2 separate regions of the Homo sapiens genome follow, and region 2 is linked to region 1. A link is a loop called in an ENCODE intact Hi-C map of the cell type or tissue named here. Cell type or tissue: thyroid gland. All regions are shown on one strand. Each heading gives the region's core, and the rest is flanking DNA. Links, peaks and the distances in the headings are about the cores only.

Evidence for each region. Peaks named below come from ENCODE experiments on the same cell type or tissue, not always from the same donor. Only the 100,000 strongest peaks of a DNase experiment are listed, where the experiment ranks them.
Region 2: it touches region 1 in a loop (2.4-fold over the local background); 1 of 110 quality-filtered maps calls a loop at or near these places.

What each region holds. Positions count from the first base shown.
Region 1 is chr1:243,232,631-243,238,024 of GRCh38, reverse strand. The region is part of intron 1 of CEP170 (centrosomal protein 170); the gene reads left to right. Among named protein-coding and RNA genes, the nearest start is that of CEP170, 20 kb to the left of the region's middle. In thyroid gland, for the core only: no CTCF peak of the experiment used is centred there; no DNase peak of the experiment used is centred there; H3K27ac peaks cover 2,368 bases.
Region 2 is chr1:243,302,709-243,308,102 of GRCh38, reverse strand. SDCCAG8 (SHH signaling and ciliogenesis regulator SDCCAG8) reads right to left here. Exons shown (of 18, transcript NM_006642.5): 7 at 3,326-3,390; 8 at 1-114. Among named protein-coding and RNA genes, the nearest start is that of MIR4677, 41 kb to the left of the region's middle. In thyroid gland, for the core only: no CTCF peak of the experiment used is centred there; no DNase peak of the experiment used is centred there.

The sequences.
Region 1 (5,394 bases), core at 272-5,271:
TATATGAAAGAACAGTCTTGCCAATACAATGAATATTTAAAAATTTTAGACAAAAGATAGACCCGATTGTTTATATAATTTACTACTTTGTATGAAAGTCATAATGATGCTGTCTTTTTTAAGATGGAGTCTCGTTCTGTTGCCCAGGCTGGAGTGCAGTGGTGTGATCTTGGCCCACTGCGACCTCCACCTGCCAGGCTCAAGCAATTCTCCTGCCTCACCACCCCCAGTAGCTAGGATTACAGGCACCCGCCACAAGGCCCAGCTAATTTTTTATATTTTTAGTAGAGACGGGGGTTTCACCATATTGGCCAGGTTGGTCTCGAACTCCTGACCTCAGGGTGATCCACCCTCCTCGGCCTCCCAAAGTGCTGGGATTACAGGCGTGAGCCACCATGCCTGGCCTATAGTGATACTATCTCAATTAAATTAAAATACAAAGCACTTTATTTTCTTTTGATTAGATTAAAATTTTCTTTTCCAGCATGCATTATTTTATCAGCTATTCTGCATGTTTATATACTATAAGTATGAGGTATTTAACGAAAGCGATCCTTAAGGTAAATAATAGTGTCATTTGTTAGTTTGAGAGCTGAACTAGCTAGAGTGCCACTAGCCATATATGAATATGTAAATTTAAATGAATTAAAATTAAATGAAATTTAAAATTCATCTTTTTAGTTGTATTAGCTGTATTTCAAGTGCTCAATAGTTAACACATGGCTTGTGGCTAATGTATTGGACAGGAATATTTCCATCATCACAGTCTGTTGCACAGTGCTGGTATAGAGATATTTATAAAAATTATAATTTAACATGAAGATAAAAAGAAAAACTGCATAATTTAGGCTAGTAATTAGCAACTTACTGTTATACAGTAAAGTGTGTTAGTGATATATTCACTAAATACATTCTTGCTTAAAATAGACTCTGAGACGTTTCAGTTTTCTACACTTTGAAGTTTCAATTCACTTTTCATATGTTATACTGATAATGCAATGGAAATGATTTGTACCCACCTCCCAAATAGTTAATGTATAGTGAATCAGAAAAGGTATTGAAGATGAACAGAAACCATTTTTAAAGGGCACAAGAATTAGTGATATGCTAAAATTAATTGCAGACACATGGCAGAGAAATTGTTGTCCTGCGTGAGCTAAGAACAGTGAATCAAAGCATTTGACTTTCAGGATCGTAACAGACCCTTAACCCAGACTGCTTTCCTCCCATTGTCACTCCCTCCTGTAGACAGTTTCAGGTCTTCCAGACAGCTTTGTGTGGCTTTTCCTGCTCCTAGTGCTCTATGATCTGACAGTTTTTTAGATTTATAGTTATTTAGTGAACCTGGAGATAGTTTACTATTCTTTCAGAGTCTAGGTTTCTAATCCATGCTATACCCCAGTTTACTAAATTTCCCTCGTTTCTCTAGATTGATCCGCTGATTTTTGGCCAGCTGATTTTTGGTTTTTGGTTTTAATAACTGATTGATTCTTTCTTGTCTGTGAACTTCTCGAGGAGAGAATCTTGGAGCCTGCTGGTGGCCAAACAGGAGGCTGAGAAGATTGAAAATAGGCTGAAATTTACATGAACTGTCAGCATTTATTGCCCAAACAGAGTGTTAGAGAACTCGTTGTTAAGTTAAAATATATTGCATATCATCATACTCCAACTGTAGCCAAATCCGAGACTGGCAGAATCACCTGCATCATTTCGAGGTATATTTAAGAAAAATACAAAGGAGATAGTGATTTGTGGGAAAAGCCCCATATTTGGTAGCTGAAGGCCCAGATTTGAATCTAGGTGGTTCCTGTTTATACTGCATTTGTAACCTTGAATAAGGCTTTAACTTTAGTTTTCTTAAGGGAAAAATGTTTCTTGAATGCTTGTTTTGGGAGTTAAATGAAAGAATGCAAGTATTAATAGAAGCAATTAGCACAGTTACTGGCACAAAGGAGGTACTTGATAAATGTCTGAATCTAAGTCAATTGATTTTTTGGTGTAAAGCAACAAAATTATGCTTTAATGAGGGTAGTACAGTTCTACAAAAGCAAACAAGTCAGACTTTACGTGTTTCATAAACTGACAGGGAAAACCTAGCAAGAATTTTTAATGCCTAGATAATTTATGGAAAAGTATAACTTGTTTTTTCTTAGGTATTTTCTTTAAGCACTTTATTGAATGTTTTTTATGAAGAAATCTTTAATTAAATCACTGGCTTGCTAGCTTTTCCCATCAAATCTAAATCTTCTGTTAAAAATATATAATAAACTCAGACATAGAATATGTGGTGTGGTATTTGGAATGTCATCTTCACTTATTTTTATGAGAATTTTTTTTTTTTTTTAGTTTTAATGCTATATCAGATTTAAGTTGCAGCTTATATTTTTTCTTTAAACCTATTTGCTTTAATTGCCTTTCACAAAAGAATTAATAATGTATATGGCAGATGATAAAGGTAAAATTTAGAGTAGTCATTCCAGAATAATCATGAGTGTATGAAAGCAGAAATTTTCCCAGTAATGAGTTTGTTCACATGAGCATGAAACAAGTATCTTGGTAAGTATCCAAAAAAAGCACAGCTGTGGATTTATCCTTTTGGAGTAACTATAAAACAAGGGTGGAGATTTTAAATAAATGAATTTTTTCCAAGAGTATATTTCATTATGTGTGCCAGATCAAATTAATTATACAGCAGAGCTGAATTTTTGAATATGTTCTAAGCATATGTCAGTTTCTCAAAGATATTTCCGTAGACCACCCCGGCCTGAAGAGCACCACCCGAGTTATCCTGTCCTCTTTGTTTTTTCATGTTTCTTTCTTCCCACTGCCCCTGAGGTTTTCTTATTCATTTATGTAGCTATTTGTTTATTTTTGCTGCTGTGAGATTAGGAACTTTTTCTATCTTGATCCATTCTCTTTCCCCAGTATCTTATAGTGCTTACTACTTGTGAATGAAGAAACAAACTGGGTTTTATTTTATAGTACTCTATAAAATGGGGTCCTCATGTGTAACAGTATATAATGTTTATGTCCATTTTCTCGAACTTGAAGAATTTTTGTAGCTAAAACCAATTATGTCTATATACACACCTATATGTGAAATTCTTAGAACAGTGCCTGATTCATATTAAGTAGTCAATAAATGCTACCAATTATGAATAAAACCATTTGCTTTTATAATATATGATTTGCATTTTACTTGATCCTGAGTTACTATGATGTATGTTTGGACTTTATTTGATAATGAATCCTTAGTTGAAATGCCACCCCTAATTATTTCTTCATTTTCAGAAATACGTGGCATCAAAAGACAGACTTCTGGTGTTGAGGATATATTTTCTGTTAGGGACTTTTTAGGGGTGAAAATGTAAAATAGGATTCCTGAATTTATACATTTGTTTAAAATTGTATCTTTTAGATACTTGGTATGATGGGGTAAAAAGACATGGCATAATTACAGATGCCAGTTGATGCAATGCCTTAGTGTGTTTATTTCAGTTGATAAGCTTTACTGCTGGTTCAGATTACAATTTTGTAAGGTGAAGTGTATCACTTTTAACCCCCCTTTGTTTAGATTTTCATTGATTTTATTAAGAAAACCAGATCATCTTTCTCCTACGATTTATTCTTTCAGGAAACAAAGCTATGTCCTGGGCCAACCCCATGGAGAATATTGTCACCCTTTCATGCCTGTTGGTACCAAAAGAAAAGTTGTCACATGGATGCCTAAGTAGATAATATCTTATTAAAATGAGAAATGCATAAGCTAGAGAAAAGCATTTCCTACTGTGTAGACGATAGTCCTAATGTGAGGCCAGCTATTTCTTTCTCTACTGTGTAGACCGATAGTCCTAATGTGAGGCCAGCTATTTCTTTCTCTGCAATAGCAGGAGTTGTGGGGTGAGAGGAGGTTTAATCTTTATAAAGCCATCTGGTGATGAATCAGCCAGCCAATTGCCAGACCATAAGGATAGACTGCCCTTAACATGTGTTTTAGCTCAAGTAATTGTATACACTGACTATCATTTATAGAATAATGATTTTTTCTCAGGCTTAATAATCTGAGTAAACCAGTTTCTTTTTATGGGTGATATGGTGCACTATTTTGTAGTTCTCTTGTTATACTGTCATATATCAAGTGCACTTACTTATTATTGCCTGTCTCAACTTAAGTATTATAGTAATTAACATCATTCAGACCCCTCTTGCCATCATTCCTCGATTTGAATGATATGTGAATAGGAACAACGTTTTAAAATATATATATATATATATATATATATTTTTTTTTTGAGATGGAGTCTTGCTCTGTTGCCCAGTCTGGAGTACAGTGGCGTGATCTTGGCTCACTGTAAGCTCCGCCTCCTGGGTTCACACCATTCTCCTGCCTCAGCCTCCTAATTAGCTGGGACTACAGGCGCCTGCCACCACAATCGGCTAATTTTTTGTATTTTTAATAGAGACAGGGTTTCACCATGTTAGCCAGGATGGTCTTGATCTCCTGACCTCGTGATCTGCCCGCCTCGGCCTCCCAAAGTGCTGGGATTACAGGCGTGAGCCACCGCGCCTGGCCTGAAATATTTTTAAAAAGCAGTAAAATGTATGTAATTTTAAACCTGTGTAGTGAAGCTGTGTGCTCTGCTCAATAGCTGCAGAGTTTTTCTTTGTTTCATGTTTATTTAGAATGTAAAACTTAGATATTTACATTTTAGTCCATTAAATCATGAAAAGAACTCTGATTTAGCAGGAAAGTCAGTTTTTAAAGTTAATGATAGCTTTAAATGTAAATGTAATGATAGTTCCATGTAAATGGAACTGTGATGCTGGGCCAGTGTTCACATCCATCTGACACCCAAGTGTCTGAGCTTTCAACTTTTCTCAGATTGCTAGTGAAAACAGCTTTATGTGACAAAAAGATAAAGAATAAGAAAGAGACAACCGAAGAGGACTATAACTAGGATTTTTTAATGGCTAGATTGAATTGCTGTCAAAGGTTAGATGATTAATTTCACCTCCTGCCCCTGGAAATTTCTAGGTTATCCTCACTTCAAGACTTGTAGCAGCTCCAAAGCTACTCATTCATTGAAAAATAGCTTGTCAAATGCTCACTGTAGATGAAACATTGGGGTAGGCTCAAGGGATACAAAGATGAAAAAGTGTCTCTGTATTTCAGCTCTGTGCTGGTTTAGAATGATACCATCCCTACCGTCACCATCCATGTCTGGAGTAATGACAACCTCCTGTTGTTCTAGTAACACCCTAGGTTTATCTCTGTCATGGCATCTACTACCATTCCCTGCAGTAGTGAGTTCCTTGAGGCAAGATATTTTTGTTTGTTTTATCTTTATGTGTCCTTGATCCTCAGAGTGTCTGGATTCCGCAGGCTTCTCAATA
Region 2 (5,394 bases), core at 127-5,126, 70 kb before region 1:
TTCAAACAAAGACCACCAACACGGTTACAAGTATTAGCAGCCAGAAGAAATTCTTTATGCTTTAGTTGCTCTTTAAGATCTTCACAAGTTCTCTGATATTCAGCTAAGTCGTTCCTAAAAAGAGGGTGAAAAAATTCTAGAAAATGGCCAGGTAAAATTACATGACTTTAAAATGAATCATCATAATGTTAACTACTACTATCGTTTATGGGTACTCACCTTATGCTTTAGTTTACGTCCAATACCTTATTAATTTTTACCACGACCCTGAAACTTTGGTGTGGTGATTCTAATTGACACGTTGAATATGATGAGACTGGAATAAATTACATAATTAGCTTAGGTTCTTGTAAGATTTTAATATAGATTAGAATCCGCCTGACACTGGCTCTCTTGTCCCAGGATCCAACCTCCATTAATGTTATATTAACCACAAAACAAAAATAAAACTCCAAATATAAATCCCAAATCATTTTCCTTAAAAAAGGGGTGGGGTAATATAAGACAACATACTTGAGGTGAGGAAAATACCCTATTTCAAGCATTAATCTCTTAAAATTTTTAGAGTGTCTTAAAAGTTCACATAAAAAAACATGGATTTTTATCCTTGACTAGTTTATTACTGCCCATTTTTCTTCAGGAGGAAAACATTACTGTTAGATAGATAATTATCTAACGACAAACTTCTACAAAGATCTGTTTCAAAAGAAAGTAAGTTACAGAAGGAAGTTACATAGAACTTGCCAGTCATAAGATTTCAGGGGTAGTAGCTATTAGCTGGAAACATACAGGCTGCTAAAGAAAGGGCTGGGGAATGGTGGGGGTGGGGGTGGTGTGGGTGTGGGTGTAGTTTTTGTTTGTTTTTACTTTATCAGCTCACCTCTGGATGAGGTTTTTCTCCAAGGTGACTTTTTAAGGATTAATTGACTAGTACATGGGTTGTATTTTCCTACCTTATCCCAGTAAAGCTGCGCTAAAGTCACCTTGGCAACTGAGCTTCCTTGCCTAGATGGTTCTTTTGTACTTCAAAAAAAAAAAAAACAAAAAAAAACTTTCTAGCTGAAAAATGAGACTACTGAAGGCAGGAACTTTATCTCCATCTCTGTCTACTCTCTGTTGTCATTGTCAAAGTCTCCACGCTCAGGTGCTGTGGCCATCTTAACTGGCTCACTGTCACAGAGGAGAAGCCAACAGCCTGGCTGTCAGACAACTGTTGAGATTTTGGGGGCTTTCAAGCAACGCAGGAGAGGCATAAAAGACCCACAGGCAATCTAAGGGTTAAAAAAAAACTTTGGAATGGCATTCCAAAGTTGAGGGGAAGAAAAATGAGCTGCGTCTACCCTATCCCCAAAATAATAACACCAAGATGATAAGTTTTCTTTTTCAATATCATGTAGGGAATGTCTGACTTTCAAAGGCTTTATAAAAAGAACTTGGGAAGCACATTCCAAAGTCAAAGGGTCCCCATTACTAATTTTGGTCAGCTCCAAACTCAAAACACTCAAGTAGATTTGGTTACTAGAAATGGCAAAAGAGAAAGTTAAAAAGAAAGTTGAAAAGAAGACTGATTTTATTTATTTATGAAAATGCCTCTTTAAATAATCTTAAATTATAGTAAAAGAAAATGAAGAAACAGAAGGATTCAGAGAACAAAGTCTAATTCATTACAAGTTGGTATTTTAATGTAATTAAAGATGAAATATCTGGATTCTGAATGAGACAAAATAAGTCACATTCCCTTAAGTACAATGATCTAGAAATACATCACTTTAAAAACTAAAGAATCAAGTCGTAAATAAAATCAAAATAAAATAAAATAGGACAAAAAACAAGAAAGCAAAAATTAGAGTATTTTTTAAATGTTAACATTTCTTTGTAAAAAAGTAAAAATCTCTAAGAGAAATCCTAAAACTAATCAGGGTAATCTATGAAAAACATAAGAACATTTAAAAAATAAACAACCATGTACAGTGAAAGCTATGAGTTCCAGCTCGGTTTTTTTTTTTTTTTTTTTTTTTAGATGGAGTCTCCCTCTGTCACCCAGGCTGGAGTGCAGTGGCATGATCTTGGCTCACTGCAACCTCTATCTCCTGGGTTCAAGTGATTCTGCCTCAGCCTCCTGAGTAGCTGGGACTACAGATGTGTGCCACCACACCCAGCTAATTTTTATATTTTTAGTAGAGACAGGGTTTTACCATATTGGCCAGGCTAGTCTCGAACTCTTGACCTCAAATGATCCACCCGCCTTGGCTTCCCAAAGTGTTGGGATTACATGCGTAAGCCACCACAATCAGCTGAGTTCTGGCTCTTAGTATTACTCTAGTTATGTCTCTAGATAGGCTATGGCCTGGAAGATTTTAAAATTTCAAATTGGACTTATTAAAATAAAATTATAAACAATATTTCAAAGTTTATTTGATTTAAAATTACTTCATTACTACTATTTAAAAATAATCTTTAACAACAAAAATATTAATTCCTGCTGTCTTTTTCTACTCATTATACATAAATCACTAATGGTTAATCTATAATATATAGGTCTTACTGGGATCTCTAATAAATAGATTCTATAAAAAGTACATGAATATTCATCATATATACTCAAATTCATCATGTATACAAATACTCAAACTATTATATTATCATTGCAATTTTAAAATTAGATGAAGACTATCTACAGAGAAAAAATACTAATAATTTGAAAACTAAAGTGCTTTATTTTCATTATTTTACTTGAATATCATAATTTCTATAAGAGCAGTTAGTGATTCTTATTTCTTTTTTTTTTTTTTCTTTTTTGAAATGGAGTCTCACTCTGTTGCCAGGTTGGAGTGCAGTGGCGTGGTCTCAGCTTACTGCAACCTCCGCCTCCCAGGTTCAAGTGATTCTCCTGCCTCAGCCTCCCAAGTAGCTGGGACTACAGGCACGTGCTACCAGGCCCAGCTAATTTTTGTATTTTTAGTAGAAACGGGGTTTCACCATGTTGGCCAGGATGGTCTCAATCTCTTGACCTCGTGATTCGCCCGCTTCAGCCTCCCAAAGTGCTGGGATTACAGGCGTGAGCCACCGCGCCCGGCCGTGATTCTTATTTCTACAAGAAAACACAAATATTTTACAACTGATGAAGAAATGGGAACGTGATTTGGAAAAGAACTCAATTTTAGGCCTTTCATCCTTTAATAATCTGAGGAAATTTTTTAAAGTGTATTAAAATGTCATCAAGTAAGTCTGATAATGACTAAAACTAGAAGTTCAGCAAACATTCAAATATATTTTAAGATCATTATGCTTTTGGTATGACTATAAATGGACGATTTCACTTTACCTCAAAAACTTCAATTGGGATTCCTCAATTTCACACTTTTCCTCATAAGTAAGTTTTAGCTTCTCCTATAGAAAAGAAAAATAGAAGTACATTTTTCTCTATGTCCTGTATTTTATAAGTAAACTTTAATTTTTAATATTAAACTCAATTTTTTTCTTTTTACCCAACGTGGGGGAAACATGTCTTCTTAGAAAATATTTTCCCTAGTCCACTTGAATTTTTCTATTTTTATTGTGTGAATGCCTGCAAAGAACCGCTGAGTCATAAAATTGATTTTCTTTGTCTTTCAAAATTGCATATATCAGGTCTTATCCCTAAAAGTGTGACTCTGGGGAAAAACAGTTATAACCCATAAGGTCCATGAGGGCAAAGATCAAATCTTATTAGAATCCTTCATTGTGGCTGTTGAATATTTGACATATAATAAATATGTGCTAGATGAATGATCAAAAGTAAAGTTTTATATCACATGATGATAGACTAACTCCTACAAGCCTCTGTTGGTATCCAGTTATTCTTTCATTCAACAAATATTTATTGTGTATCTAAGATGAAGGTGGCTTGAACTGCAAGGAACTTACGAAATATCCCAGAAAGGAATAGAAAAATGAAGAATTTCAATTACAGTTGACCCTTAAATAACATGGAGGTTAGGGTCATTGACCCCTGTACAGTTGGAAATCCATGTATAACTTTTTTTTTTTTGAGACAGAGTCTCACTCTATCACCAAGGCTGGAGTGCAGTGGCGCAATCTCAGCTCACTGCAACCTCCACATGCTGGATTCAAGCTATTCTTGTGCCTCAGCCACCCAAGTAGCTGGGATTACAGGCATGTGCCACCACGCCCGGCTAATTTTTGTATTTTTAGTAGAGATGGGGTTTCATCATGTTGGCTAGGCTGGTCTCGAACCCCTGGACTCAAGTGATCTGCCCGCCTCAGCTTCCCAAAGTGCTGGGGTTACAGGTGTGAGCCACTGCGCCTGGCCCCATGTATAACTTTTGACTCCCCCAAAACTTAATTACTAATAGCCTACTATTGACTAGAAGACTTAACAATAATATAAACAATTAACACATATTTTGTATGCTATATGTATTACATACTATATTATTACAAGAAAGCAATCTAGAGAAAAGATAATGTTATTAGGAAAATCATAAGGAAAAGAAAATAGTATTTTCTACTCATTAAATGGAAGCGGGTCCTCATAAAGGCCTTCACCCTACCATCTTCACATTGAGTAGGCTGAGTTGGAGGAGGAAAAGGAGGGGTTGGTCTTGTCTTCTCAGGGATGGCAGAGGCAGAAGAGATGCAGGAGTTAGGAGGGAAGGCAGGAGAGGCAGGCAAACTTAGTTAACTTTATGGAAACACGTGGTAATTTCTGTCTCACTTTGTTATGCTCTTTAATTTCTCCAAAAATGTTTCTATATGATATCTATCCTTCTTCCATTTGCTTTAGTTTCAGTGCCTATATTATAGAAGGGTCCACGTCATAAAAGAAGTCAAAAGCAGTCTTGAATAATCAGAACCCTTCTGCCAGATTATCTCATGTCAATTTGTTTCCTGGCACTGATTCTTCTATGTCTTCTTCCTCATTTTCTGGCACTGGTTCAGGAGCACTCATCTCCATCAACTCATCTTCTGTTAAGTCCTTTGTGTGGTGTCTATTAGCTCTCGAATTTCTCCAAGATCTCTATCTTGAAACCCTTCACTCCCAACCTTTTCCACCACATCCACAATCTCTTTCATGATTTCCTTGATTGACTGTTGTAAATCTTATAAAGTCATGCACCACATTTGGACAAAGTTTTCTCCAGCAGGAATTCATTGTTATGGGTTTGATGACTTTCATGGCTTTTTCTACAACAATAATGGCATTTTCAATGCTGTAATCCTCTCACACTTTCATGATGTTCTTGCTACTGGGGTTCTCTTCCATTGTGTTGAAAATGCTTTCCATAGAGTACCCATATGTAATAAGCCTTAAAGGTCCTTATGACTGCCTAGATCTTGAGGCTGAATTAGAGACATTGTGTTTGCAGGCAAGGAGACCACTTTGATGCCTTT